Regions from separate parts of the Homo sapiens genome. Here region 1 is linked to region 2. Evidence: chromatin loops called from intact Hi-C (ENCODE). Cell type or tissue: heart right ventricle. All regions are shown on one strand. Each heading gives the region's core, and the rest is flanking DNA. Links, peaks and the distances in the headings are about the cores only. Region 1 overlaps IFT140 (intraflagellar transport 140). Region 2 holds the start of LOC105371044 (a long non-coding RNA gene).

Evidence for each region. Hi-C counts contacts between places; a loop is a spot of excess contacts. Peaks named below come from ENCODE experiments on the same cell type or tissue, not always from the same donor. Only the 100,000 strongest peaks of a DNase experiment are listed, where the experiment ranks them.
Region 1: it touches region 2 in a loop (1.8-fold over the local background); 10 of 110 quality-filtered maps call a loop at or near these places.

The regions. Positions count from the first base shown.
Region 1 is chr16:1,536,283-1,550,702 of GRCh38, forward strand. The region is part of intron 19 of IFT140 (intraflagellar transport 140); the gene reads right to left. TMEM204 (transmembrane protein 204) reads left to right here. Exons shown (of 3, transcript NM_024600.6): 2 at 5,639-5,794. Among named protein-coding and RNA genes, the nearest start is that of TMEM204, 9.8 kb to the left of the region's middle. RefSeq lists an enhancer at 6,139-6,841. In heart right ventricle, for the core only: a CTCF peak has its summit at 7,518 (motif pointing left); a DNase peak (open chromatin) is centred at 7,309; H3K4me3 peaks cover 2,172 bases; H3K27ac peaks cover 2,500 bases.
Region 2 is chr16:1,415,774-1,430,193 of GRCh38, forward strand. LOC105371044 (a long non-coding RNA gene) reads right to left here and starts at 12,986. Exons shown (of 2, transcript XR_932996.3): 1 at 12,639-12,986; 2 at 9,778-12,508. UQCC4 (ubiquinol-cytochrome c reductase complex assembly factor 4) reads right to left here and starts at 4,974. Exons shown (of 2, transcript NM_001272051.2): 1 at 4,919-4,974; 2 at 3,979-4,839. The coding sequence starts at 4,950. The coding sequence ends at 4,473. RefSeq lists enhancers at 1-130, 4,265-5,120, 4,608-4,677, 4,688-4,737, 14,101-14,420 and 3 more and silencers at 12,909-13,068, 13,099-13,148. In heart right ventricle, for the core only: a CTCF peak has its summit at 12,910 (motif pointing right); no DNase peak of the experiment used is centred there; H3K4me3 peaks cover 1,061 bases.

The DNA of each region.
Region 1 (14,420 bases), core at 6,447-8,946, 120 kb after region 2:
GACCTATGCATCCGTCCCAGGCGCCCGGCTGTCCACTTGCTTAGGCCTGCTCACCTCAGGCCAGCAGGACACACGAGGCCCCTCACAGAGCCCCCTGGACTGCCTCCTGCTCACCTGCCTGCGTCCACTGCTCCTCCCTGAGCCCTGGTCAGCCCCTTGGACAATATTTACAACATCCTCCTGCAACTTGTATGGCATCTGCAGGTGGCTGACCCTCAGTGAACCTGAGCAGCGAAGGTTTGTCCACACAAGGGAAGCGTCACGGAAGCTCCTTGTAAACGGGACTCAGCTCAGGAAAAGGAACAGGCTCAACGGGTAACTTTTCTTTAATTTTAAAATTTATTTTAAGACAGAGTCTTGCTCTGTCACCCAGGCTGGAGTGCAGCCACCACATCCCCCAAGGCCCCAACACGGGGACGCGCCCAGAGTCTCCCTTGGCCGTGCTGGTGTCTTCCTCCTGCCTCTCTCGCCTTCTCCTTCACCGACGTCCATCTGCACTGGTGCCCACCTCTCCAAGCCCACGTGCTGCTCTCCCACGGGGTGGCCCCTCTGTCCACAGCAACATTCGCTGCCCCCACTCACGTGCACCCATGTCCCCAATCGGGTGAGGGGCTGCTACCTGCCACCACTGCACATCAAGCTAGCCTATGAACCTTTCTGCAAAATCCTGCCGTGTGACCTAGGCAGGCCTGGGAGTCAGCCCTGGCTGGGGGCAGCAGCTCTAGCCTGGCCACCCCACTGAGTCCAGCCAGCTCCTAGCGTCTTCCTTCCTGCCTTGGCCAGTGTTCCTTGTAAAATCACCCAGCACGTATGATGGGCTGCGACCGTCTGTGCTGTGAGGCTGGGTGCTGGTTTGCTCACAATTCCATCCCGAGAACCAGTCTAGGGTCGGGGTGGGGCAAGCCAGGGAAGACAACGTCACACCGCGTGCCTCCTCACGCAGGCCAGGGAAGACAACGCCACACCGCGTGCCTCCTCACGCACACCAGGCCACCCTCGGGGTTTCCGGATGTCGCTGAGGCCCGCGTGGATGTCTCCGGACGGCTCTGTGCCCTGAGGCCCTGCCCCATGGGGCACATGGAGTCAAAATCATCCAGCGCTCGTCACTCGCAAACATCACCAGGAGCCTGCCTGAGGGACAGGGGACGCGCCCCGGACATCCTGAACTCTGGTCAGGGCAAAGAGGGCTGGACCCAGGGCAGAGGAGCCCGGTCTCGACTTCATCCAGGTTCAGGCCCTCCCGTGCCCCTGCCAGGGGTGTCCTGTGGCCTGTGGTGAGTGGGACTTTCATTACGGATCAGGGGTGCTCTTTCCCTGTGAGGAGCTCGGGGGACCAGGGAGGCCTGAGGTCCACCTCACATGCCATGTCCAGAGGGGGTCTCAATTTCTCCTCCTCACTTCGTCTCGTTTTGGATATTTACGTCATCTCTCTGTATTTCGTGCGTTCTGTCAGGCATCTGAAACAAGGTGGCTTGGGAACAGATGACCGTGTGATTGAATCTCGAGGCAGGCGAGCCAGAGCCTGGCGCTAGCTGAGGGGGAGCCCCACCCCTCTCTCCGGTGGCTCCACGTGGCTCCGTCACCACGCATGCCCCGCCACACATCAAACGGGCACGTAAGACCCTGCCTGAATACAGGTGGAGGACAGAGCTCCCGGGCTTCACCCCCTGCTCGGCCAGGACCCAGCTGAACCACGTTCTCACCGACACCTTTAAAAGTCAGCTGCTACCACGCACAGCCACGCAGAGCCACGCAGAGCCACGCACACAGGCAGCACCCCAGGAACCCGTATAACACCCAAGCAGTGAACGCCAGCTCCAAACAGCTTTCTTGGGGCAGGCGGGAGCGTGGCTCAGACAGGAAGGCTCGGGCAGGAGTGCCTCCTTCCTGGCAGGGCGGTGGGTCTGTGGGTGCCCTTGTGGTGAGCCATGCACCCTGGGGACTTGGAGGCTGCAGAGTGGCTTGTGGGGCACGGCTGCTGCACAGAGCCCCTGCCATGGTGTGTGGCACAGGGCTGTGTGCCTGGAGCTGCGAGGAAGGAAGGCTGAGAGGCCAGGGCTGAGGGCGAGAGGACAGGTCAGGGGTGCGTCTGCTTATTCCCAGCTCCCAGGAACCTTGGTCACTCACCCTCACCACAACTACACGTGCAGCTGTGCCTGGTGCTCAAGCCCACCTCGGTCATGCCATTCTGGGCTATGCTCCTCCCAGGGCAGCTCTGCATCCCTCCTCCCCCTTCATTCTGGTCTTTCCTCCCCTCCAGGGCAGAGCGCAGAGCCCTGGGCAGGGAATCTGAGCTGCTCCTCTCTCGAACATGACCTTCTGCGTGATGTTTTAATGCCTCCCTCATTTTGCAATGTTTAGAGAAGCAGAGGCTTCTGAATGGAAGTCATTGCCAAGACAGTTAAGAGCAAAGATGGCACAGCACCGTGCCACAGATCCTGCTGGAAGGGGCCTCCAGAGCTCACACACGTCCCTAATGTGTGGACAGGACGCCCTCAAAATGCAGGCCTCACTCCGGTCCCTGCAGGCTGTACGTGGTCACTGCTTGGGGCTGGCTGTGGAGTCCGTTGGAGCAGTCAGGAAGGTCCTGCCAGTCAGCCAGGGCAGTGTCTGCCTCAACCCTGGCTCCTGCTGGTCCCATCTGCACAGGCCCTAGGGCAGGTGAGAAACCCAGGGCAAAAGCGCCCCCTACCTCAGGCCTCACCAAGCTGCACGGTGCCACGCGGCCCCCCACCTCAGGCCTCAGCAAGCTGCACAGTGCCAGATGGCCCCACGCCTCAGGCCTCAGCAAGCTGCACAGTGCCAGATGGCCCCCCACCTCAGGCCTCAGCAAGCTGCAGAGTGCCAGACGGCCCCACGCCTCAGGCCTCACCAAGCTGCACAGTGCCACGCCGCCCCACGCCTTGGGCCTCACCAAGCCACACGGTGCCAACGCCGACCCAAGCCTCAGGACTCACCAAGCCACACGGTGCCAAGCCACCCCACACCTTGGGCCTCACCAAGCCGCACAGTGCCAGTGACGTCCCATGCCTTGGGCCTCAGCAAGCCACATGGTGCAAATGCCGCCCCACGCCTTAGGCCTCAGCAAGTTGCACGGTGCCAGGCTGAGGTCAAGCACATCTCTGCTGTCCTCTGGCATTTCCAGTGCCCTGGGCTCTGCCCCTTCCTCCAAGCACTCTGGCCCCACGGCCACCTATGCCCATGCTGAGCCAGGTCCTCACCTGCTGCCAGGCTTTCCCGCTGTCCGTACGGGAACCCCTTGGCCACCAGGCTGGCTCTCAGCCCCCGCGTCTTCTGTTCCTTCTTTAGAGAGAACCTCGCGGGAGCGCTATGGTTTCTAACTCTGCAGTTACTTTGGAGATGAAGGAACGTGAGCTCTCAGTTACGTGGCAGTGACGCTCACTGGGGTGTCTGTTTTGCTGCGAGAAAAATGAGCGAGGGGCAGCTGCTGCCGCTTCCCATGGCCCTGTCAGTGGTGCCTGCCTGTCTGCGGGCAGGCAGCGTGCTCCGCTCTCCCCCTTGCCAGCGGAAGGCTCATGGTGCCATGTGCTGGCTGCTCAGACTCCTCAGCAGCCCGGGGACCCCGTGCCCCAGGGTCCTTCATGCCTCCACTCTCTGCGCACTGCCCTCACACCCTGGAGGTCTCAGGGCTGGGGGCGCCACCCAGGCCGGAGCGGGCACAGTGGAAAAGCCTGGCATCCAGGAAGGAGAGCTCCCTCCGCCCCGAGTGACAGGAGGGGACGCTGTGGAGGGAAGCAGCTTGAAATACAGTGGGTAGGACGGCGGGGGGACCCTCAGTGGCGAGGAGCAGTGTGCCTCCAGGGATGCTGGGACGCCGAAAGCCTAGACTGAGACGATCCCACACACCACCTCAGCCTGGGGCCGGGGCAGATGTGAGCGCTGGAGCAGCACCCAGCCCAAGGGCCAGGTGGGAAGCAGATGCCTCGGCTCCAGAGCTTTGAGGTTATTCTGTGAATCCAGATTGCATTTCAATAAATGTTGAGGTTGAACCGTGTGGAATTGCTAATACTGGCAATAGTGGTTCCAACGGATACTTCTAACCACGTAAACACTCACGAAGTAAAGCAGCCCGCATCCCCCACCACCCCTGAGCCTTGATGCCAGCGTGCCTGCCCCGTGCACGCGTGAACCTCGACAGCTTCCCCTGCTGGGCTGGCTTCCCACAGGCGTGCTCTGAGGAGGCAGCTTGAGGATCTCCCCATCCCCTCTCGGCCTCCACCCAGGACACACAGCAGTCACCCTAGAGGCCAGCACCTTCAGGGCTCTTGGGACATTCTGCTGCTCCCTGGATTCTGGTGTCTGTGATGAATGCGGGCACAGGGACCTGCTCCTGAGCCTGGATTCTGGTGTCTGTGATGGATGCGGGCGCGGGGACCCGCTCCTGAGTGGTGAGGCTGCTTCCCTCTTAGATTCCTGCATCAGTTACCTGAAGAGTGCCCTGAAATTTCAAGGCAAGTCATTTAAAAAGGTGCAACTGTTTATAACGACTTAGTTTTGGGAATCGAATTTCCCAAATATTGTTCAATAGAAAACAAGGCATGGCGATGACAGGCTAGGGACTCTGTGGGGCTGTTGCTTCACATGCAGTCCCTGACTCCAGGCTGAGTGTCTGTCAGCACACACATTGTCTGCTCTGCAGCGTGCAGGGGCCTGGGAACACACTGCTTCACCACCACCTCATTTGGGCCCCTGTGTAAGGTTTTATTTGCGGGAGAACATTTCTCTGCTACAGAAACGTGACGAGCCCTGGTCCCTGAGGGCAACAAACGCACCTCCCTCTGAAGTTCACTCACAGAAGGCTCCATCTGCCCCTGACCACGCATCCATGTGCCCTGCCCACCTGGCTCCTGCAACCAGGTGTAGGTGGGGGACAGAGAAGGCTGGGCACAGGCCTGCTGTGAGTGGGGAAGCAGGCCCTGACTTAAGCCACTGAGTGAAAGATTTGTGGCAGATGGGGTGACGGGGCCCCAGGAGGTGAGGGGGGCAGGTGGGGGGCACTGGTTCAGACCCATGTCTGACCCCTGCTCAGCCCCTTGCTGGTTATGAGGGGCCCAGATGAGCTGCTTCTCCTCGGTCCCAAGTCCCTCAGCTGCTGGGAGGAGGGAACACCACCATGAGCCGCTTGGGGGTCGGGCAGCTGAGCACGCAGGACAGCACGCCTGAGGAGCTGGCCCCCCGCGGAGTCTCCGGTCAGGCAGCGCCCTCGTCTTGGATGCTGTGAATTCAGTGACAGGGAAGCCGGTGTTGCTGGTGGGCTTCCCCTTCCCACCTCCACCCCCACGCCAGCGCCTTCAAGGGTCAAGTCAGGCAGAGAGGAACAGCTGTCTCAGGAAGACAGAAATAGCAGAGTAGGGCCCGTCCCTGCAGGGATACGACCACTGCAGCCAGGCCCGGCGGCTGGGATGAACCCTTCCCATCAGGAAGACATGGGACCCAGGGCTTGCAGGCAGGTGAGGGGGAGGGCGTGATGCTTCCCGAAGCCACTGCCCAATGGAGGCACAGCCTGTGCCGACCGCCCTTTCCGAGGCAAACAGAGACCACGAAAGTGGCGTGACGGCTGGCGTGGCCTCTGGAGCCCACCTGCACTCACCACTGCCTCTCTGCTCTTGGCCCACAGTGCAGTTCGACATGATGCGCGCCTGCAACCTGGTGGCCACGGCCGCGCTCACCGCAGGCCAGCTCACCTTCCTCCTGGGGCTGGTGGGCCTGCCCCTGCTGTCACCCGACGCCCCGTGCTGGGAGGAGGCCATGGCCGCTGCATTCCAACTGGCGAGTAAGTACCTGGGCGGGTGTGGCCACCGCGCCCTTGCCCCCTGTGGCCTTCTGGTGCCACAGGAGGGTCCTGAGGCCTTGGGTGGCCTGGGGGGAAGCTGCAGGCCATACCTCTCAACATGGCCACAGGCCACTGAGAAGCCCCATGGGGCATCCTCCCTCCCTCTTGCTGTAGGCAAGAATGATGAAAGACAGAAACACACCCAGGCCAAGGAGCAGGGAGGCTGCGACCACCTGGCGTGTCTGTCACACCCTTTTCCACTTTAAAGGCTGAGGCACTTTGCTTTCCTGAGTCTGTGGGGTCTGATTGCTGACTGGCCCTTGTGCAGTCCACATGGGGCAGCCTGGGTCCTGCCCCTTCCTCAATGCTGAGGCAGCTGGTGGGGAGCAGCCCCTGGGCAGAGGCAGAAGAGCCCATGCCTGGCCCTGACCTTCCCAGCTAAGAGGCCTAGAACAGGTCAGGCCTAGGAAGGCCAAGGCATGTGCTCTGTTATAAACGCAGCTTCCTAGGACCTGCCTGGGGTCAGCCTGGGGTCAGCGCAGGCCCTTTCCGTGAGCGGGACAAGACAGAGTGAGAACACGCTAGCACGTTCCACACTGCCTGAGCCGACAGTGAGGTGCCTGCACGAGCACATGCTGTGTGCCTGGCTCGGACACTGATGCAGACGGCAGGACCATCACGAGGCCCTGGCTTCCCCAAGCCGCCATGTGAGTTGGGGAGGAGGCCCGGCCTTGCAGGCGAGGGGCCATTGGTGCTCAGAGCCTCCTCTCAACGCTCTAGACCCAGCAACCTGGGACAGGTCTTGAGAAGACCTGGCGTCATAGAGGGTGACAGTGATGGAGTTGTCGTCAACGACCTATGGAAGGGTCCTGCGGTGTTCTAGACAAGTGCTTGAGCCACAGCAGTGTCCAGCCATGACCCCCAGCGACCCCAGGGGGCTCTGCTGGTCTTCTGTGGCTGACTGAGAGGTTTGAAGACTGTGGGCATCTGGGGCAGGCTCAGGTCTCCTGCTGCTCACTGGGACAGGTCAGCCCGGTGCCCGCAGAGACAGGGACACAGAGAAAGCGAGCATGTCGGCCCATGGCTGAGCATGACCAGCACGGAGCTGCCCGCACCCTCCTTCTCCTCCTCGAGGCCGGTGCAGCGTTCTGCAGGTTGCCCTGCAGTTCCCACAGAGGAAGTGGCAGGAAGTCCAGAGTGAATCATTCTAGGAATAATGATCCTGGGCCCTTATCTTTCTTAAGAAATACAATTTCCAGAAGGAGGCTGACAGACTGTGGGGGCAGGTATTCCTGTGCTGGAAAGTGCCCTGAGCGAGTCAGGCCGGGCTCTCTGAGCGCTATTAATAGCATGGCGTGGCCCTGGGCAAGTCACTTCCCCTGGCGGGTAGGGGCGGGAAGGGAGGGGCCTCGAGGCTTCAGTGGAAGAGCACAGGGCGTGGAGCCTGGAACTGGAGCTGTGTCTTGGCTCCATCACCATCGACGTGGGGTCAGGCAGATGACTAAACTAACGTGAGCCTCTGCATGCCCAACTTCGAAAAGGGTAATTTCTGCCCCCACCCAACTGACTGTAAGAACGAATGAGACAGGGATGTGGGACCTAGGACTGACTCCGCCTCCTCCCCTCCTGCATGACTGCAGGGAAAACATGAGACTCTCAACGAGGTACCCAGGCTAGGAAAGCTCCCACGGGGCCCTCTGCTGACCCGAGGGCCATAAAACAGAGAAGTGGTTTTCCTGTCTCACTGAAATGGCCAATCTCTACCGCGTGCAGGAATCGGAAATGCCGTGGCTTAAAGAAGGAAATGGAAGATTTTGAAAATGTAATTGGAAATGCTGGGTCAGAATAAAGATATTTTAGCGGCATAGAGAAAGCAAAAGCAATAGTTTTTGATTCTGAAAATAACTCCTTCTGTAAGATAACCCAATGGATCACTACATTTCTTTTTTTTTTTTTTTTGAGATGGAGTCTTGCTCTGTCACCCATGCTGGAGTGCAGTGGCGCAATCTCGGCTCACTGCAACCTCTGCCTCCTGGGTTCAAGCGATTCTCCTGCCTCAGCCTCCCGTGTAGGTGGGATTGCAGGCACCTGCCACCACGCCCCACTAATTTTTTTTTTTTTTTTTGAGACGAAGTCTCACTCTGTCACCCAGGCTGGAGTGCCGTGGCACAATCTCGGCTCACTGCAAGCTCCACCTCCCGGGTTCACGCCATTCTCCTGCCTCAGCCTCCTGAGCAGCTGGGACTACAGGCGCCCGCCACCATGCCCGGCTAATTTTTTTTGTATTTTTAGTAGAGATGGGGTTTCACTATGTTCGCCAGGATGGTCTCGATCTCCTGACCTCGTGATCCGCCCACCTTGGCCTCCCAAAGTGCTAGGATTATAGGCGTGAGCCACCGCGCCTGGCCACGCCCCACTAATTTTTGTGTTTTTAGTAGAGACGGGGTTTCACCATGTTGGTCCAGCTGGTCTCGAACTCCTGATCTCAGGTGATCCACCCACCTCAGCCTCCCAAAGTGCTGGAATTACAAACGTGTGCTACTGCGCCCAGCTGGATCACTGCATTTCTTTTTCTTTTTTTTCTTTTTTTGAGATGGAGTCTCGCCCTGTGGCCCAGGCTGGAGTGCAGTGGCGCGATCTCGGCTCACTGCAAGCTCCGCCTCCCGGGTTCACGCCATTCTCCTGCCTCAGCCTCCCGAGTAGCTGGGACTACAGGCACCCGCCACCACGCCTGGCTAATTTTTTGTATTTTTAGTAGAGACGGGGTTTCACCGTGTTAGCCAGGATGGTCTCGATCTCCTGACCTTGTGATCCGCCCGCCTCGGCCTCCCAAAGTGCTGGGATTACAAGCGTGAGCCACGGCACCCGGCCCAGATCACTGCATTTCTTAATAAATCTCCTTGAAACTCTTGTTTAGAATTATTAGGACTACTGTGGATTTGGCATGTCGAAAATGACAGCTTACTTCCTGCAAAATCTTATTTCAGGACAAGATAGTGTTTCTAAATGTATTTTAAAAAATCACACATGGGGGCGAGCACCCTGATGGACTAAACCGAGCTGTCTTACAGCATTCCCGGGGGACAGGGCTGGAGGCCTTCGGAGGCCTGTCCTGGTCAGGAGGGATGGTGGCGGGGGCGGGACTGTGCTCCAACACGACCTCTGACAAGGTTGGACCAGGCTCTGTTCAACAACCGCCAGAACGGCAGGCACCAGGGCGAGGGCCAGCAGCACCAAGAGGGCCCCTGGTGTCTCGGTGGCTTTTCTTGCCCCCACAGGCCACCTCTCCCCCTCAGTGTCCAACCATCACCCCTAACGGGTCTGTTTTGCCCAAAAAGGAAATGCATTTTGGCCCTGTTTAGACTTGTTTCATTGACAAACAGGACAGAAAGTAGCTATGTGCCTTTCTTCTATCATGTTGCTAATTTTAGAGTCGGGTTTTTTTTCCTGTACTCGCGTCTGTTTTAAACAGTCAGGGAGAGACTGAAGGGCGCCAGGATGTCCTGTCACAGGACAAGGAAACGCCTGCTATTACCTGTTATGCAAGTGAACCTCGATCCCAGGGCTCGGCAGAGGTGGGGTGGGCAGTGGGGAGAGAAGATGCTCATGAAAGGAGGAAAAGTACATGGAATTATGGGGAGGCTGGAATACCCTGGAAAGCCAGAGTGCAGCACACTGAAAGGAAGGCTCCTTGTCAGCTCCAAAGAGAGGCGATGGGGCCTGTGCTTTTGCTCTCGCTCCATGAATGTTTCTGGGCTCAGTGCCATGCTCAGCACGACGTCTGGGTCTGCAAAGGGACCACCCTCCTCGCCCCTCAAGGCTCCCTCTTCCCTGCTCTGACACCCAGAGAGAGCAGCTGAAATGTGCGGGGACCCCACTGTCCTGGCTTGGCTGCCGCTGCCCTTGGCATTCTATTCAGAGCTTGCATTCTGCTCACTCCACAGACCCCTAGCTTCTCCCCTCTCCTCCTCGTGGCCTCTTTTCTCTGCACTGCACCTCTGTTCTTTCACAGTCTGTGGTCTTGTTGATTTGTGCAGATAGGCACGGGCAGAGAGGGAAAGGAGTATTGAAGGGGGTCAGGGCAAGTTGCCAATGGAAGGTAAAAGGTCATTACAGCCTCTGATGGCTGCAGCCACAGCATGACCCTGGCACCTGACGCCTGAGTGGCACAAGGCTGAGGGCGACTTCTGCAGGCAGCCTAGGCCGGGAGGCTCCCTGGCACTCTCCGGTGCCTGAGGATGCTCCGAGCCCTCAGGTGTTTCCCAGCTGGATCGCTGGCTGGTTCTGCAGGAGCCCAGAGCAGGTGGCCTGGGTTCTGCTCCTGGCTCTGCCCCTGGTCAGCTGTGAGTGCCTGGACGAGCCCCCCTTCCCCTGGTGTGATCTGTGCAGTGGAGAGTGACCACTCCAGCGCACAGATGTGCCCTCGTCAGCAATGCTCGCAGCTGTTATTCCAGCGTCTCTCTGAAGCCCTGCTGGGTAACATGCATGCTGAGAAGCTTCAGGCCCGAGGCGCATCCCACGTGCTCCCTGGTGCAGCACCTGTGCTCCCCACCTAGGCCTGTCTCCCTCGGGGGCGCAAACTGTCCTCTTGGCAAGAACACTGCCAGGATCCGTTCATGGAGCAGGGCCCTCCCGCCCGCAGCTCTGGCTTTCACACAGGGCCCGGGCCTCAGGGTCTGCTGTCCTGAGCCCGGCCTGAAGAGAACACTTTTCGGTGGTTTGATCCAGCAGCCCTGCAGAGCTCTGTACTTGGGTTGAGTCATATCTTCAATGGGCAACTCCTCAGCTGTTGCTGGAGCCCCAGGGCAGCTGTGCTGTCTTACTTGGGCTAGCATGAGGAGGTCGTGGCCATGCAATGGGGTCAAGCCAGTGAAGTCCCCGCCGTCCCCCAGTCGGTGCTCACATGACACTCTCTGCATCCGTGTGGGGACCTGTGGCATCTTTGCTATAAGTATGCTGGGCTTAGCTGGGTTTCCCCTTGTTTTGGTGCCAGAGAGGTGGGCATGATGCCGAAGGCTTCTCGCCTGCTTCTTCCTTGAAACAGTCCCTCTTTCCCACTCCCCATTACCTTGTAATTTGTATAAATGACTTCCAATCCTTTTTGGAAAATGGTGGCATATAACCCAAAATTCCCTGGACATGACATCGGGGCACCAGAAGGACACTAGAAAGGGCACCATGGATGGCACTGGTCCGTCCCGATGCCCCGTGACACACTGAGAAGCTGACTTGTAGAAGTCCGCTCTTCGTGTTTTATTCTGAACTGCCTTCAAAATGGCATTTAGGTTTTCCTGGAGACGCTGACTTTATCAGTCCTTAAATGGCCAGCAGGGTTGATACTCACTGACATGGAATCTTGCTCGCTGGTGAGAAAGTCTGCTGTTCTCTTAGACTTGGGAATCGTCTCGTGGAAATATACACTTTTTTGTTATTTACAATAACCCGGTTCTTTGCTTGGTCTGGATTATTTATTTATTCGAGATAGGGTCTCACTCCGATACCCAGCCTGGAGTGCAGTGGTGCAATCTGGGTTCAATATAAGTTCCGCCTCCCAGGTTCAAGTGATTCTCCTGCCTCAGCCTCCCGAGTAGCTGGACTACAGGCATGAGCCACCATGCCCAGCTAATTTTTGTATTTTTGGTAGAGATGGGGTTTCACCATGTTGGCCAGGCTGGTCTCAAGCTTCTGACCTCAGGTGATCCACCCACCTTGGCCTCCCACAGCGCTGGGATTACAGGCGTGAGTCACTGTGCCTGGCAAATCATCTATTTATTTCTTAAAGCATAGATGGGGTCTTGCCACGTTGCCCAGGCTGGTCTCACACTCCTGGGCTCAAGTGATCCTCCCGCTTCAGCCTCTCAAAGTGCTAGGATGAAGGTGTGGGCCACTGCAATCAGCCTGGTCTGGATAGCTCGCTTGCCTGTCTTTGGTACCCACTCCCCAGGCATCAGTTTATGTCCCTTCGTCTCTTCTTTCCCTTCCAACTTTGGCTGTTGAGAGCTTCGGAGCCTCTCGCTCTTCCCTCCCAGGGCCTCTCCCTCTAGAGAGGATTGTTTGGGTCACCGTCATCTTGTTGCTCACAGGTGGGAAATGCCAGCCCCAGCAGGGACTTGAGGTGGCCAGGGGGCCGTCTGCTCCGCATAGATTCTCTTTAGAGCCAGTTGCACCCAGTTTGCTAGCTCTGCAGCTGTACGAAGAGCATCAGGGGTCAGCCCTGGGGTCTTTCCACTCTGCCACCTGTGTGCATGTGTGACAGCCATTCCAAAAGGAAGGCCTGTGACAGAAGCTGAAGCCCCAAGAAGCCGCAGGAAGGAAAGGAGAGGGGAAAGGGCTGGCTGGGCTGCAGAGCTGTAATTCACACTGTCCGGGCGGCTCACAGGAAGAGGTTGTTTGCTTTGGCAACACAACTTCATGAAATGGAATTGATTCCATGGGCAGAATTTCGTGTTTGCTAAAACTCTTCCCTTACATTTGTTTCTAGACAAACTGATGAACATGATTGAAGTTTTGGGAGAAAAGTCTTCAGGAAACAGGACAATGAGGAGAGAGGGAATCTTAATATAAAGATGGTGGGAGAATGGAAAACTCAAAGGTTTAGGGCCAGCCCCAGCCCTGTCTCCTTCCACCCCTTCCCATCTCCCCCACGTAGGGAAGGTGGGAAGGACAGAAGTAAAAGGCTTCAGAACGGCATCCACAGCGCAGTGCGATCATGCAGCTGACTCAGTCACCTTCTTACGCGCGTCTGGAGGCCAAGGTTAGAGCAGCACAGCGAGGCATGTAGCTACAGGCGCCTCTGCATTTCCGTGTATTTGTTGGCTTTTTACTGCTGACAGGTGGAACACACGGAAGGTTCCCTCATGCCAGGCATCTGTTCACGACGTGAACCTTTCTTCGTCAGGGTAGGATCTGGGCCACCGTCCTCCGCAGGAGCCACCTGGCGCTCTCCAGCAGCGGTGCCCCTGCCTGCTCTGGTGCTAGGACGAGGGCAACGTCCCGTTTTCACCGCATGCCTAGGGCCGCGCAGGTTCATGAGGTTCAGGGCCTGGTGGCGCCTCTGGGTCTCACTGGCGTCCGAGGGCGCTGTCCTAACCTTCCAAACCCCTCTCTACCCTAGTTGTGCTCCAAACAGAACCAAAGACAAACAAAAGCCGACGCTGCTCTCCACACAGAAGTCACGTAAATGCAAAATTTTACTTAGCCTTTTTTCACACAAGGTACAGACCTAGAATTTTCCCATCTGCTTCTGTGGCAACAAAAATGCCAAGTAAGCTCCAGCCTTGGAGCTGTACCACCAGCGAGTGAAGCGCGGCTCCCAGAACGCGGCTCCAGACGCACCCCAGGTGCTTTTCTTTCTTTCTTTGTTTTTTGAGACTGGCTTTCGCTCTTGTTGCCCAGGCTGGAGGGCAATGGCGTGCAATCTCGGCTCACCGCCGCAAGCTCTGCCTCCCGGGTTCAAGAAATTCTCCTGCCTCAGGCTCTTCAGTAGCTGGGATTACAGGTGCCCGCCACCACGCCCGGCTAATTTTTGTACCTTTAGTAGAGATGGGGTTTCCCCATGTTGGCCAGGCTGGTCTCAAACTCCTGACCTCAGGTGATCCACCTGCCTCGGCCTCCCAAAGTGCTGGGATTACAGGCATGAGCCACCACGCCTGGCCACTTGTTGCTAGATTTTCAAAGACACAGCTTTCTAGACTCATGACTCAGGGTTGGCCTGCCCTGTTCCCTCCTGCTTTGTGACGGTCCCTGCCTGTTAGGCTTGCTGTTTACACCTGATCTGCCACCTTGATTACTTTTCCACTCACACTTTTAGGATGTAGGGCCCATGTCCAGGTTGCGTGTGGACATGTGAACTCATACTTCTTTAATCAGTTTATCTACATTCTGAGTCTTTTTTTCTTTTTCTTCTTCTCTTTTTTGTCGCCCAGGCTGAGTGCAATGGTGCAATCACGGCTTACTGCAGACTCGACCTCCTGGGCTCAGCCTCCTGAATAGCTGAGGCTACAGGTGTGCACCACCACGCCCAGCTAATTATTTGTACTTTTTTGTAGAGGCAGGGTTTCACTATGTTGCCCAGGCTGGTCTCAAACTCCCGGGCTCAAGCAATCTGTCCACCTTGGCCTTCCAAAGTGCTGGGATTACAGGCTTGAGCCACCGCCCCAGCCCCTTCGTCTTCTATATTTAGAAACAGTGTTCTTGGAAGCAGACAGATGCTCTGAGGCCTGAGCTCGTGTTTATGGCAAGCAACACAGCCAACCATGCACAGGGAGGTCATGTCTGGATTAGAATGGTCGACCCATTCTAATGCTCTAAACGACGCATTTTCAAAAGCTATGACACTGATCTTAAGAAAATAAGTAAAACTCCTTTGTTACAAAAAGCACTTAAGAAAATAAATAACAATAAAACAACAGTTCAGGAAGCAGCGTGTGATGCTGGCCAGTGCCAGGCAGGCAGAGGGGCTTTCCAGGTGGGCCTCGAGGGACCCAGCGTCTCAGGGCTGGGGTGGCTCCACACTGCTAGGGCACCCGGCAGGCTGCCTCAGGGCAGGAGGCCGGGCTCAGTTCTGCCTACCCGCTCTGTGCTTTGCTCCATGGTTTAGCCTTCCCACTTTTAATTTAGAGTCTGG
Region 2 (14,420 bases), core at 11,626-14,125:
ACGGTGAAACCCCGTCTCTACTAAAAATACAAAAAAAAAAAAAAAAATTACCCGGGCGTGGTGGTGGGCACCTGTAGTCCCAGCTACTCAGGAGGCTAAGGCAGGAGAATCACTTGAACCCAGGAGGCGGAGCTTGCAGTGAGCCGAGATCGCGCCACTGCACTCCAGCCTGGGCAACAGAGCGAGACTCCGTCTCAAAAAAAAAAAAAAAAAAAAAAAAAAAAAACGAAAAGAAAAATGGGCCCATTTAGGTTGAAAGCAAATCACTTCCTACAGATTTGTTCCAAGTATCTCAGGGTTTTTTTTAATATTAATACTGTAAAACAACAAAAACTATCATTTGCTGGTAGGATAAATTTCTTCATAGGTTCACATTTTCTTTTTCTTTTGGCGGGGGGCGGGGGGAGGAAGGAGTTTTGCTCTTGTTGCCCAGAGTGGAGTGCAATGGCACGATCTCGGCTCACTGTTGCAACCTCCGCCTCCTAGGTTCAAGGAATTCTCCTACCTCAGCCTCCTGAGTAGCTGCGATTACAGGCATGCACCACCGCGCCCAGCTAATTTATTTTTCGTAGAGACGGGGTTTCTCCACATTAGTTAGGCTGATCTCGAACTCCCGACCTCAGGTGATCCACCTGCCTCAGCCTCCCAAAGTGCTGGGATTACAGGCGTGAGCTACCGCGCCAGCCAGGATCACATTTTCTTAATGAATTATCTCTACAAACATTACATTTAAATCTTAAAATGATAATGAAGAACATATTTTCAAGTGAAGTCAAGCAGGAAAATGAAGTCAAGCAGGAAGGGCAGGGCCTGCAAATTCTTCAGAGACGAATAAACAGATCTTGAAGACTCCCAAGGTGCTAGGAATGGAAAGGGAGTCTAGGGTGACGCCCAGGTCTCTCGCTTGCAAGGATACAGAGCAAGGGAGAAGAAACAGGTTTGGGGGAGATGAATTCCATTTTGGAGTTTAAGGAGCCTGTGAGCTGTCCAGCAGAGGTGTCTAGGGAGCCTGCTAAAGCTAGGAAACAGATTTGGAGCCTTAGGGTTTAGGAATTTGGGGATCTTTGCTGTAAAGGTATGAGTGAAGACACCTGCTGTTCCTCCACACCCTGGGGGCATCTTCCTTGAAGAAATCAAAGGAAACTGATGTAAGACTTAAGGATTGAAAGTATCATGTTTTTTCATGCTTTGGAAGAAATGTTCTTTAAAGTCTAGGGTGGTACCTGAGTTATATAGACAGTTCATCAGCTTAGACGTGACCATTTGGTTAACACCTTCCTTGAAAGAATTTTTTGTTTTTGTTTTTGAGATGGTTTGGTTAACATCTTCCTTGAAAGAATTTTTTTTTTTTTTTTTTTTTCTGAGACAGAGTCTCACTCTGTCGCCCAGCCTGGAGTGCAGTGGCATGATCTCAGCTCACTGCAAGCTCCACCTCCCGGGTTCAAGCCATTCTCCTGCCTCAGCCTCCTGAGTAGCTGGGACTACAGGCGCCCGCCACCACGCCTGGCTAATTTTTTCTATTTTTAGTAGAGACGGGGTTTCACCATGTTAGCCAGGATGGTCTCGATCTCCTGACCTTATGATCCGCCCGCCTCGGCCTCCCAAGGTGCTGGGATTACAGGCATGAGCCACTGCGCCCGTTCAAGAATTTTTGTTTTAAAACAATTTCCGGCTGGGTGCAGTGGCTCACACCTGTAATCCTAACACTTTGGGAGGCCAAGGTGGGTGGATTACCTGAGGTCAGGAGTTCAAGACCAGCCTGGCCAACATGGTGAAACCCCGTTTCTACTGAAAATACAAAAAAAAATTGCTGGGCGCAGTGGTGCACGCCTGTAATCCCAGCTACTCAGGAGGCTGAGGCAGGAGAATTGCTTGAACCCGGGAGGCAGAGGTTGCTGTGAGCCGCGATCGTGCCACCACACTCAAGCCTGGGTGACAGAGCGAGACTCCGTCTCAAAAAAAAAACAAAAAAACAAAAAACAATTTCCACCTCCTGCCCAGCCATTTGTCATCTTAGGAATCGCTGCAGCTGCGTCTGTTCTAGCATGCTTACAATGGTCTCCCTCTCAAATGCTTATCTGGGGAGGTCAGTGTGCCATGTACCCTGGGGAAAATAAAAGCTACAGCCCAGTTGGGAAAACAAGACAAACACACTACAAAAATAGTTAAATACAACTGGGCGCAGTGGCTCCTGCCTGTAATCCCAGCACTTTGGGAGGCCGAGGTGGGCAGATTGCCTAAGGTCAGGAGTTCAAGCCTGGCCAACATGGTGAAACCCTGTCTCTACTAAAAATAGAAAAATTAGCCGGGCATGGTGGTGCACGCCTGTAATCCCAGCTACTCAGGAGGCTGGGGCGGGAGAATTGCTTGAACCCCGGAGGCGGAGGTTGCAGTGAGCCAAGACTGTACCATTGCACTCCAGCCTGGGCAACAGAGCAAGACTCCATCTCAAAAAATAATAATAAATACTAACTGTACTGAATTAACTGTTCACCTATCAACCTGCTCTGTTGCCATCCTTTGAAAACTCCAGGAGTAGGGAAGATCCGCCCACCATCCCCAGCTGGCCTTGGGTCTGTCTACGGCACAGGTGTGAGGTCAGCAACTGGAAAAGCCCTCCCAGATCGCTGCCCTGGAGGCACTTGGGATCTGCTGCATGTCTCTGAAACATGTATAGGTATATATGTATGAAAACAATTGACCGGGCGCAGTGGCTCATGCCTATAATCCCAGAACTTTGGGAGGCCAAGGCGGGCAGATCACTTGAGGTCAGGAATCTGAGACCAGCCTGGCCAACATGGCGAAACCCCGTCTCTACTAAAAATACAAAAATTAGACGGGTGTGGCGGTGCGTGCCTGTAATCCCAGCTACCCTGGAGGCTGAGGCAGGAGAGTCGCTTGAACCCAGGAGGTGGAGGTTGCAGTGAGCCAAGATGGAGCCACTGTACTCTAGCCTAGGTGACAGAGCAAGACTCAATCTCAAAAAAAAAAAGAGAAAACAATCTGGGGCCGGGCGCGGTGGCTCCCATCTGTAATCCCAGCACTGTGAGAGGCCGAGGAGGAGAGATCACTTGAAGTCAGGAGTTTGAGACCAGCCTGGCCAACATGCCAAAAGCCCGTCTCTACTGAAAATTTAAAAATTATCCGGGTGTGGTGGCACAAGCCTGTAGTTCTAGCTACTCGGGAGGCTGAGGCAGAAGAACTGCTTGAACCCAGGAGACAAGAGGTTGCAGTGAGCCAAAATTGTGCCACTGCACTCCAGTCTGGGAGACAGAGTGAGACCCTGTCTCAAAAATAAAAACAAAACAAAACAAAACAAAAAAACAAAAAACAATCACTTAGGTAACCCAAAATAGTGCCCATCATTTGTGAAAAGAAATACTCACTAGTTGTATTCTACTCAGAAAATGGTTGCCTTGCTTAAAAAGTTTTGCAGAAAACTGCAAAAGTTCCTCATTTCTGGTACTATTCGGTAATATATATGTAGGTTTCTTTCCTCAGTTCCCACTCTGGAAAAAAAAAAAAAAAGGAAAACGAAACTTTTTTTTTTTTTTTGAGACGGAGTCTCGCTTTGTCGTGCAGGCTGGAGTGCAGTGGCGCGATCTCGACTCACTGCAAGCTTCGCCTCCAGGGTTCACGCCATTCTCCTGCCTCAGCCTCCGGAGTAGCTGGGACTCCAGGGGCCCGCCACCACGCCCGGCTAATTTTTTGTATTTTTTAGTAGACACAGGGTTTCACCGTGTTGGCCAGGATGGTCTCGATCTCCTGACCTCGTGATCCGCCCGCCTCAGCCTCCCAAAGTGCTGGGATTACAGGCGTCAGCCACCGCGCCCGACCGGAAAAGGAAACTTTTAAAAATAGCTGCTGGTGCAACTAACTTACGTGCTCTGGTAAACAAGAAGAGATTAAAATAAAAAACAATAGCTGCCCAAATACCCCCTTTTTAAAAACTAGATGCAAAAAAAGGGAATCATCTAATCCCATATTATAAAATTAAAATTTATTTTCATTTGTTGTTGTGTAAAACTCACATGTGGAAGTGTTCCTTGCACAGGCCGCAGCATGCAATACAGTTTCACACTTCTGCCAGATATTCTATCTCAGAAAGCAAATTACCTGCAAACTAACACTGGATGACAAGTGTCACCAGAAGTGCTTTGGAAACATGATTATGTTATACAAAGACTTGGCAAATCCAACAGCATACAGTGCAACTGAAACCTTCCCCAAGGATCTGAGAAGTCTTGCCGATGGAATCCTTGGACATCAAGAGCCAGGCGAGGAGCAGTTTCCGATCTGCTGAGATTCTGCTCCGCCTTCACGCGAATCAGCATAGCCAAGTGCCCCATCCACCAGCCAAGTCCTTCAGTGCTGAGGACGCACGCATAGCCAGGACAGTCACGGGCAAACGTGACATCAAATCCGAAGGGCGGCTGTCGGCTCCCTTCCTGCCAGCCCCAGCGGGCACCCCGTCAAGTTCTCGCTCTGTAGGCAGCTGGAGTCTCAGGCTCCTCAGAACGATCACTGGGCTCTGGCACCTCTCCCCACACCTGTCTCAACCACTGGTCCGCCTCGCTCTCCTCCCTCAGGTAGCACCAGATGATCAGCGCCACGAGGAAGCAGCTGAGGGGCAGCACCTTCCACCAGGGCCGCTGATGTCCCTTTCCCATGGTATGGCCCACCGACCAGCGGTGAGGGTTGGCTTTGCTGGAGGAAAACTCAATGGGGCGGTCAGGGTCGTCCTCTTCCTCGGCGGCAGGGTGGGCCCGATCCCGGGAACCGGGCAACGGATGAAGGCTTCGGGAAGCCCAGCCTATGAGCCTCAGCGCCCGGACGGCCCTGGAAGAGAGAGAGCAGTAAGCGCTCCGCCCGCCCGCCGGTGTCTGCCCTCGGCCCTCCGAGACCTTGAGGAGCTCACCCGGCCGCCGGGGCACACAAGACACGATTCATTGCTGCCTTGACTCCTCGACTGACGCCTTGGCGCGCCGTGATAGCGTCACTTCCGTCGCCGGAAACCGGAAACCGGGCGCCATACCAGGCCTCCGCTCACGACTACAGAACGTGGTCCCAGTAGCGCAGCGGAAATGACGTTCGGCTGCGAAGAGCTCTTTCCGTCGCAGGCCCGGAGTGCGCGATGGCATGCCGGGAAATGTAGTTCTCCGTCCCTTTCGAATAGGACCGACACCCCGGTCCCTGGCCCCGAAGAGAGGCGGGCGCCGCGGGGGCGGACGTTGTCCTCAGAGAGTTGTCTGAGTTTGCCTCGGAGCAGTTCTGAACCGTCATGAAGGTGCGCGGGGCCTGGTTGGGGATCCGCGCCCTCAGCCCTGCCCGCCTGCCCTGGGCTGGGCGCCCGCACCTCTCTGCCGGCTTCCCCGAAGGCCGTGGCACCGCCCTATTTTTTTTTTTTTTTTTTTTCCGTTTAGTTCTTTTCGTGAGACAGGGACTCTCTCTGTCGCCCAGGCTGGAGTGCAGTGGCGCGATCTCACGTCACTGCGGCCTCTGAAACCGCCTTTGCAAAAATTATCACTGAGGAAATGACAGTGGAAGAGATGAGACCTAAGGGGCTCCGTCGTGCTTCCCACCCTTAAGCTGTCCTGGTTCATTCCTGGGCGTGGGCAGAGCTAACTTTGGGAAGGATTTCAGTTCATGGTTTCACTCTGAATCAAAGTCAACAGCCCTTTCCAGAAAAAACCCCCGTCTTGCCTGAAGACCAGTCTGCCTTTGCAGGACTAATAAATCAGCTGCAAAATTAGAAATTGGCCGGGCGCCGTGGCTCACGCCTGTAATCCCAGCACTTTGGGAGGCCGAGGCGGGCAGATCATGAGGTCAGGAGATCGAGACCATCCTGGCTAATACGATGAAACCCTGTCTCTACTAAAAATACAAAAAATTAGCCGGGCGTGGTGGCGGGCGCCTGTAGTCCCAGCTACTCGGGAGGCTGAGGCAGGAGAATCGCTTGAACCTGGGAGGCAGAGGTTGCAGTGAGCCGAGATGGAGCCACTGTACTCCAGCCTGGGCGACAGAGCGAGGCTCAGTCTGAAAAAAAAAAAGAGTCTGAACCTCCCCAAATTGCTCCTGGGGATAACATCACTATTGTAAAATCTAAGATCAGGCCGGGTGTGGTGGCTCACGCCTGTAATCCCAGCACTTTGGGAGGCCAAGTCGGGTGGATCACGAGGTCAGGAGTTTGAGACCAGCCTGGCCAGTATGGTGAAACCCTGTCTCTACTAAAAATACAAAAAGTAGCCTGGGGTGGTGGCGCTCGCTTGTAGTTCCAGCTACTTGGGAAGCTGAAGGAGAAGAATCGCTTGTACCCTGGAGGTGGAAGTTGCAGTGAGCCAAGATCATGCCATTGTGCTCCAGCCTGGGTGACGGAGCAAGACTCTGTCTCAAAAAGCACAACAACAACAAAAACCTAAGCTCAAAGATCAGTGCCTGAAATATTTAGCAGAGCGTGCACTGGATGGATCAGCTGGTACCACCCAGACCGGTCATCTGGCCCAACCGGTTCTGCCATGCCCGCCAGGAACAGAAGAGTCTGAACGTGAGTCCATCTCCAACCTGACCAACCAGCACTCCCCACTTCCCAAGCCTCTACCCTCCAAATTATCTTTAAAAATTCCTATCCCCAAATGCTCCGGCTGACTGATTTGAGTAATAATAGAACTCCTGTGTCCCGCACAGCCAGCTCTGCGTGAATTACTCCTTCTCTATTGCACTCCCCCTGTCTTGATAAATTGGCTCTCTCTAGGCAGCAGGCAAGTTGAACCCATTCGGCACTTAGACCTCTGCCTCCCGGGCTCAAGTGATTCTCCCACCTCAGCTTCCTGACTGGCTGGGACCACAGGCGCCCACCACCAAGCCTGGCTAATTTTTGTATTTTTAGTAGAGACGGGGTTTCACCATGTTAGCCAGGCTAGTCTCGAACTCCTGACCTCAGGTGATCCGCCGGCCTTGGCTTCTAAAAGTGCTGGGATTATAGGCGTGAGCCACCACGCCCAGCCTTTATTTATTTACTTATTTATTTATTGAGGAGGAGTTTCATTCTCATCGCCAGGGTTGGAGTGCAATGGTGGGATCTAGGCTCACTGCAACTTCTGCCTCCCGGGTTCAAGCGATTCTCCGGCCTCAGCCTCCCAAGTAGCTGGGATTACATGTGGGCACCACCACACCCAACTAATTTTTTTGTGTTTTTAGTAGAGATGGGTTTTCCCCATGTTGGCCAGGCTGGTCTCAAACTCCTGACCTCAGGTGATCTGCCCACCTTGGCCTCCCAACGTGCTGGGAGGTGAGCCACTGCACTCCGCTAATTTTTTTGTATTTTTAGTAAAGACGGGGTTTCGCCATATTGCCCAGGCTGGCCTCGAACTCCTGGCATCAAGTGATCCACCCACCTCAGCCTCTCAGAGTGCTGGGATTATAGGCGTGAGCCACCATGCCCCTCTCTGTTTTAGGAGAGACTCTAATTCCCCTAAGTTGGGCCTCTACCCTACTCCCGTTCTTTATTTTTTATTTTATGTTTTTGAGACGGAGTCTTGCTCTGTCGCCCAGGCTGGAGTGCAGTGGCGCGATCTCAGCTCACTGTAAGCTCCACTTCCCGGGTTCATGCCATTCTCCTGCCTCAGCCTCCCGAGTAGTGGGACCACAGGTGCCTGCCACCACGCCTGGCTAATTTTTTTTGTATTTTTCAGTAGCGACGGGGTTTCACCGTGTTAGCCAGGCTAATTTTTTTTGTATTTTTTAGTAGCGACGGGGTTTCACCGTGTTAGCCAGGATGGTCTCGATCTCCTGACCTTGTGATCCGCCCACCTCGGCCTCCCAACGTGCTGGGATTACAGGTGTGAGCCACTGTGCCCCGGCCCCACTCCCATTCTTTACCGGAGACCTGCCACTTACCCAGAGTCGTCCAATCAGGGCTGCAGAGTCTTCTATTTCCTTTGGGTCTGGGGTCCCCTGAGTATTGTCCCTTCAGGGTTCACCAGAAAGATGTTACAGGACCCCAACACTTTCCCAAAGTTAGCCTTTGGGAAGGGGGCTTCCACACGACAGTCTCTTCTGTGGTTCCCCAGAAATATGTTACAGGAAAGGGGTCCTGATCCAGACCCCAAGAGAGGGTTCTTGGATCTCACGCAAGAAAGAAGTCACGTCAAGTCCATAGAGTAAAGTGAAAGCAAGTTTATTAGGCAAGTAAAGGAGTAAAAGAATGGCTACTCCAGGGCATGGTGGTGCGCGCCTGTAATCCCAGCTACTCCGGAGGCTGAGGCAGGAGAATCACTTGAACCTGGGAGGCGGAGGTTGCAGTGAGCCTAGATCGCACCATTAAACTCCAGCCTGGGCAACTCCATCTCAAAAAAAAAAAAAAAAAAGAATGGCTACTCCATAGACAGAGCAGCCTCACCAGTGCCTGAAAAGCCCGAACCTTGGCGCCTTTGGGGAGACTGATGTGTGTAATGACTCGTCTCCTGAGTGGCGGGGCCTGCCTCAAGTCAATTAAAGTCTTTCTTTACTGCAATGCTGTGGTCTCAGTGAATTGATTTTGTCTGTGCAGCAGGCGGGACGAAACCTTCCGGCGGCTGCATTAACCCCTCACCATGAAGGCTTGACAAGGAGCACCCCAAAGCAACGGGACCCCCCCGTTTTTTGTTTGAGACAAAGTCTTGTTCAAAAGACCAGGCTGGAGTGCAGAGGCGCCGTCATAGCTCACTGCAGCCTCGACCTCCTGGGCTCCCACCATCCTCCCACCTCAGCCTCTCAAGTAGCTGGGACTACAGGTGGGTGCCGTCATGCCTGGGTAATTTTTTTTTTTTTTGAGATGGAGTCTTGCTCTGTTGCCCAGGCTGGAGTGCAGTGGCGCAATCTGGGCTCACTGCAAGCTCTGCCTCCTGGGTTCAAGTGATTCTTCCTGCCTCAGCCTCCCAAGTAGCTGGGATTACAGGCACCCACCACCATGCCCAGCTAATTTTTGTATTTTTAGCAGAGACAGGGTTTCACCATAGTGGCCAGGCTGGTCTCGACCTCCTGACCTCGTGATCCTCCCGCCTTGGCCTCCCAAAGTGCTGGGATTACAGGCGTGAGTCACTGTGCCAGGCCTAATTTTTTTTTTTTTTAAATTTAGAAAATAAGGCCAGGCATGGTGGTTCACACCTGTAATCACAGCACTTTGGGAGGCCAAGGTGGGCAGATCACCTGAGGTCAGGAGTTCAAGACCAGCCTGGCCAACATGGTGAAACCCCGTCTCTACTGAAAATACAAACATTCGCCAGGCGTGGTGGCGCATGCCTGTAGTCCCAGCTACTAGGGAGGCTGAGGTGGGAGAACTGCTTGAACACGGGAGGTGGAGGTTGCAGTGAGCCAAGATCGCACCACTGCACTCCAGCCTAAGCGACAGAGCAAGACACTGTCTCAGGAAAAAAAAAAAAAAAAAAAGAAAACATGTCATTTCTGTGTGTGTGTGTGTTTCCATCTTTTAAAAATTTATTTTATTTATCTTTTTTGCAATGGAGTCTCGCTCTTGTCACCCAGGCTGGAGTGCAGTGGTGCAATCTCAACTCACTGCAACCTCTGCTTCCCGGGTTCAAGTGATTCTCCCACCTCAGCCTCCCGAGTAGCTGGGATTGCTGGCACCCACCACCATGCCCGGCTAATTTTTTTATTTTTAGTAGAGACATAGTTTCACCATGTTGGCCAGGCTGGTCTCGAACTCCTGACCTCAAGTGACCTGCCTGCCTCAGCTTCCCAAAGTGCTGGGATTACAGGCATGAGCCACCACACCCAATACATCTTTTTATTTTTTATTTTTGCAATATGTCTATGTAACAAAAACGTGTCATTTCTTATGCCCAGAGTTTGAGAGGAATTCACATTCATTCCCGTAGAGAGGTTAGTTGGAAGCCTGGACGTGCCTCCAATGAATGGGGAAAGGTGAAGTGCTTCTTTCCTCTCAGGATGGCCCTGGAGCTAGAAGGCCTGCTCCTGACTTCCGGTGCAGGTCACCCCTCCTGTCGCCCGGGTGGTGGCGGGGACCTCGGCCCATCTGCTGCACTGTGTGTGGCCGGATGGCCCTGGACAAGCCCCTTCCCCTGAGCCAGAATCTGCTCGCCTCTGGAGCACCGGCTCCTGCACGTGCTTCCCAGCAGAAGAAGCGCCAGATCTGGGACCAGTTCTGTTCCCCCAGGAACTCTTGGCATCAAGGCCAGGAAGGGGGGCTGGAGGTGTCCTGAGCTCAGCAACACCTGGGCGGCCTGGCCCCAGACTGTGTTTGGGGCTGCTGTGTCAACAGAGGCACCTGTTTGCCCAGGTCCTCCTCAACGGGCCCTGCCCCACCTGTTCTACCCCAGAACCCCACCTGGAATCACTGCCAAACCAGTCCCCCTGTAGGGACCTGGGAGCACCCACTGTTGTGGGAGGAGGGGGCTCAAAGTGTGGTTGGGGAGGACTGGTCAGCCTCATCCTGGTGTGCAGCCCAGGGGGGCTTCCTGAAGGAGGTGGAAATCGAAGGGCCCTCTGGTTAGCCATGGAGCCTTTGGGTTGGGCTGGTGCACCTTCCTGGTTGTTGTGGTTTTGGGCAGTTGCGCACAAGCTGCCCCAGGACAGCAGAGTCAGGGGCAGAGCTGGAAGGTACAGGCAGGGGCTGAGGCTTCACTCGGGGGGCGGGCCAGCCTCTGAGGGGCCAGGCCACCAAGTTAATCTCAGTCTCAAACAGAAATGAGACACCTGGGAAGAGTGTGAAATGGGCATCCCCCGTCCCACTCAGCCCACTGTGAGGACTGGAAGACGCCACCCCGGGTTCAGCAGTGCCCCAAATTCACGTCCCCTCAGAACACAAGAACTTGACCTTGTCTGGAAACAGGGTCTTTGCCAATGTCATTAGTTAAGACGAGGCCCTTCTGGACCAGGGTGGGCCCTAAATCTAACGACACTTCTACTAACGACTAAATCTACTATCTCTTCTAACGACTAAATCTAATGTAACACTTTGGAGGAGCTGGGACTCCAGGCGTGAGCGCACCGCCGGCTCCCGTGGTGCCCATCTGCCCCCAGTGGCCATTGACTGGTGGGCGTTGACTCCCTCCCGCCCCCCGAATGCTGTGTGTCTGCTTGACCCCGGGTGGGAAAAGCCACAGCCGGATGTGCCGGGGCGCCTGTGTCCCCGGGGCCCTGCTCTCCTTGGTGAGTCCATGTGGAGCTGGCACTGGCCCTGCCCAGAAAGCTGCTGTCATCCTCCCCCTCCCCCAGGGACGTAAACCAACACCTCGGCCTTCATTATCTCAAAGCACACAGAGAAATTTCGTGGGAGGCCTAATGTCCCGCTAATGGGCGGCGGAGGCTGCAGCCCTCGTGTGCCTAATGGCGGGTGACTAGCCGCAGAGCCTCTTGAGAGCTGGCATATTGGAGCTATTGATTTTCTCCAGGAAGATCAATCTGGGGTCCGTGGGCACAGCAGGCATGCTGCACTCGGAAGGGCAGCGCCTTCCTCCCAGGCCTGAGGCCCCACAGCAAGGGTGGGAGCCGGCGGGGCTGTGGGCCGGGAGCTCGGTTGGGCCCGATGCTGCCCCCCGACGAGAGGCGCGCTGGCCGCAGATGCTGGAAGACGCCCGGGCCCAGCCCCACTGCCGGGGCCTCCTGTGCTCCTCGGCCTGGCCCCGGCCGCCCCCCCCACCCCAGGCAGGACACAGGCAGGCAGTGGTGTGGGACGTGCATTTCTCCACCATCCCAGATGCCCCAGAGGCTGCTGCCCCACCCAGCCTCACCAGAAACCGCAGTCACCTCCTCCTGAAGGCCTCCTGAGTCTCAGAACTCAGGGGTAGGGGGCTAATTAGCGAGGAGCTAATTCATCCACCCGTCCCCCAGGGGGTCCCCATATCCCACCCTCGCCCCTCCGGCCACCCCTGGGTTCCCCTTCGCTGCCTGCTTGGACCGGTGCAGTGGCACTGTCACCCCTGAGCCTCAGGCCAGCTCCCCGGGTGTCCATGACAGTCCCACACTGCTCTGCCCCAGCACCTCCTCCCAAATGCCTGTCTGCTCCGGTTTGCGCCCACTCTAGAATTTTCCATTCCAGACTAGGGTTTTCTCTGTGGTCTCCTGTCAGGCAGAGACGAGCATCCAGACAGCTCCGGGACAGGTGGGGTCACGGGCGGGGTCACAGGCAGGCCCCCAGCACCCGAGTCAGAGGACAGCGGGAAAACCCAGGGCCCTGGGGCGGGAGAAGCGTGCGGCCTTGCTGGGGAAGCAGGTCACCCCTCTGAGGCTTTCTCTCCAGGGGCGGGGGAAGCGCCGAGGTTCAGGCAGCCACGGCTCACCCCCCTCCAGCATCCAGAGGCTCCCGCGTCCCGGCTCCTGGCCGCTGCCTCCAGCTCCAAAGCCAGCAGCGTGGCCTCTTCCATCCTCTCAGCCTCCTGCCTCCCTCCAACAAGGATCCACCAGGTGACCGCCTGTCTCCAGGTCCTTCGCTTAGCCACGCCCGCCGTCCCTCAGCTGTGTCGGTGCTGGGGGTTCGGGCGCGGACGTCCTGGGGCCATCACAGGGCCGGTGTTTCCAGGCTGTCCGCTCCGCGGGAACCCCTTCCGCTTCCCGAGGGCAATGCCCGCCGAGCCCCCGCACACGCCTCCTTCACGAGGGGCTGGGTCTCATTTCCTCACCCTTGGCGTCCAGGACAGTGACCAGCACCGACGAGGCCGAGCTGAGGTCCACCTGCGCCCGAAGCCTGGGCTGGCCATTTCCTGCCGCCCGCGCCTTTCAGGACAGAACACAGGGGCCCAGAGGCCCTTCTGGGTCCTCCACTGGAGTTCCCTCGGGGCCCCGGCTGACCCCATCCCTGCTGAGACCCGCAAGATGGAGGCCTGCAGTGCCCAGACCCCAGGCCGGGTTGGCTCCCGCCCTTCCCTCCGCAGGCCCCGGCCATTCCACAGCATGCGGCAGAGGGCGCCGCAGCCACTGCCAGGAGCGGCAGAACCCCCACCCTCTGCAGGTCCGGCCCCGGGGTTCTGAGCCACGAGGGCGGGCGCACCCAGGGCCCCCGGCCGGAAGCTCCCCGGGTCGGGAGGGCCAGGGGCTGTATCTGGTCAGAGATGGGGGCCTAGGGCCCTGAACCCCAGGCAGCCGCAGGTCCTCAGCCACAGCTGGATCAGAGGGGAGCTGGTGAGGCTGGCAAAGCCCCCCACAGCCAGGGCCTGGCCAAGCATCCTCAGACCCTGGAGTCTCAGGGCGGCCCCCATGAAGCCAGGGACAGAGGCCCCTACATGGTTTGGACACTCAGGGCTGAATACGGCCAGATGCACCTCACCTGGGGCATGGGCTCCCTGGGCTGTGGGCTCCCTGGGCTATGGGGTCACCTGGCTGTGGGTCACTGGGCTATGGGGTCACCTGGCTGTGGGGTCGCTGGGCTGTGGGCTCACTGGGCTATGGGGTCACCTGGGCTGTGAGCTCACCGGGGCGTCGGCTCGGCTTCTGCCTGTGAAGGAGCAGTAAGGAGAAGCCGTAACTGGTGGCTGTGCCGATGCTGTCCCTGTCCCCACTCCCAGCAGCCTTTCCTGGGACCTGCAGGTGACCCCACCCCTCACCATGAGACCCATGTGGAGGCCGCCGGCCTGCCCTCTGCAGAATCTTACTCTTAAGTTTGAACTTTTCGTTTCCTGTCCCTTCCCTGGAAGCTGGGGGTCCTGACTGCAGCCCCGGACACTGGGTGATTGCATTGACTGCCTGAGGCCCCCTGGGATCTCCTGCCCTCCGGGTGCCCAAGAAATCAAGGCGGGGCCAGAGGTCCCCAGGTGCAGACAAGGGCTGGGCCTGTGTCCAAATCTCTGTGTGTTGGATGTCACTGGGTGAGAGGAGCTGGTCTCCCATCTGACTGGGGGACGCCTGGAGCGTAGGGGTGAGGACCGGGGTGGGGGGTAGCATCCAGAACCCTCCTGGCCCCTGGAAGGTGAAGGCCCAGGAGCTGGGGGCTCGGGACAGGGGGTGCTGGGGCCAGGCCAGGCTGGGGGCTGCTGTCCCGTCCTCAGAGCCAGAGTCCCTGGGAAGGACACTGTGGAGTCCTCCCAACCTGGGCCACTTGGGGCTGCTCTGGGGAGTACAGTGCCAAGCGGGGGCACACCTGGCGAATGCCAAGGTCAGGGACAGTCACATGCGGGTGGCGCCTGTGCGACCTGAGCCATGTCCCCACAATGCGTGTCTACCTTGAGTCTCCGAATGGGACCTCATTTGGAAACGGGCACCCTGCAAGTGTAACTGGTGAAGCTGAGGGCACACTGGGTGGGCGTTGGCCCTAAATTCAGGGACGGGGTCCCCCTAGGAGGGCAGAGGACACACACAGGGAAGACCCCGTGAGGACAGAGGCAGAGACTGGGGAGACGCAACCACGAGGCAAGGAGCCACTCCTGGAGGCCCTGGACCAGGACCTCTGGCCTCCTGACCTGTGTTCC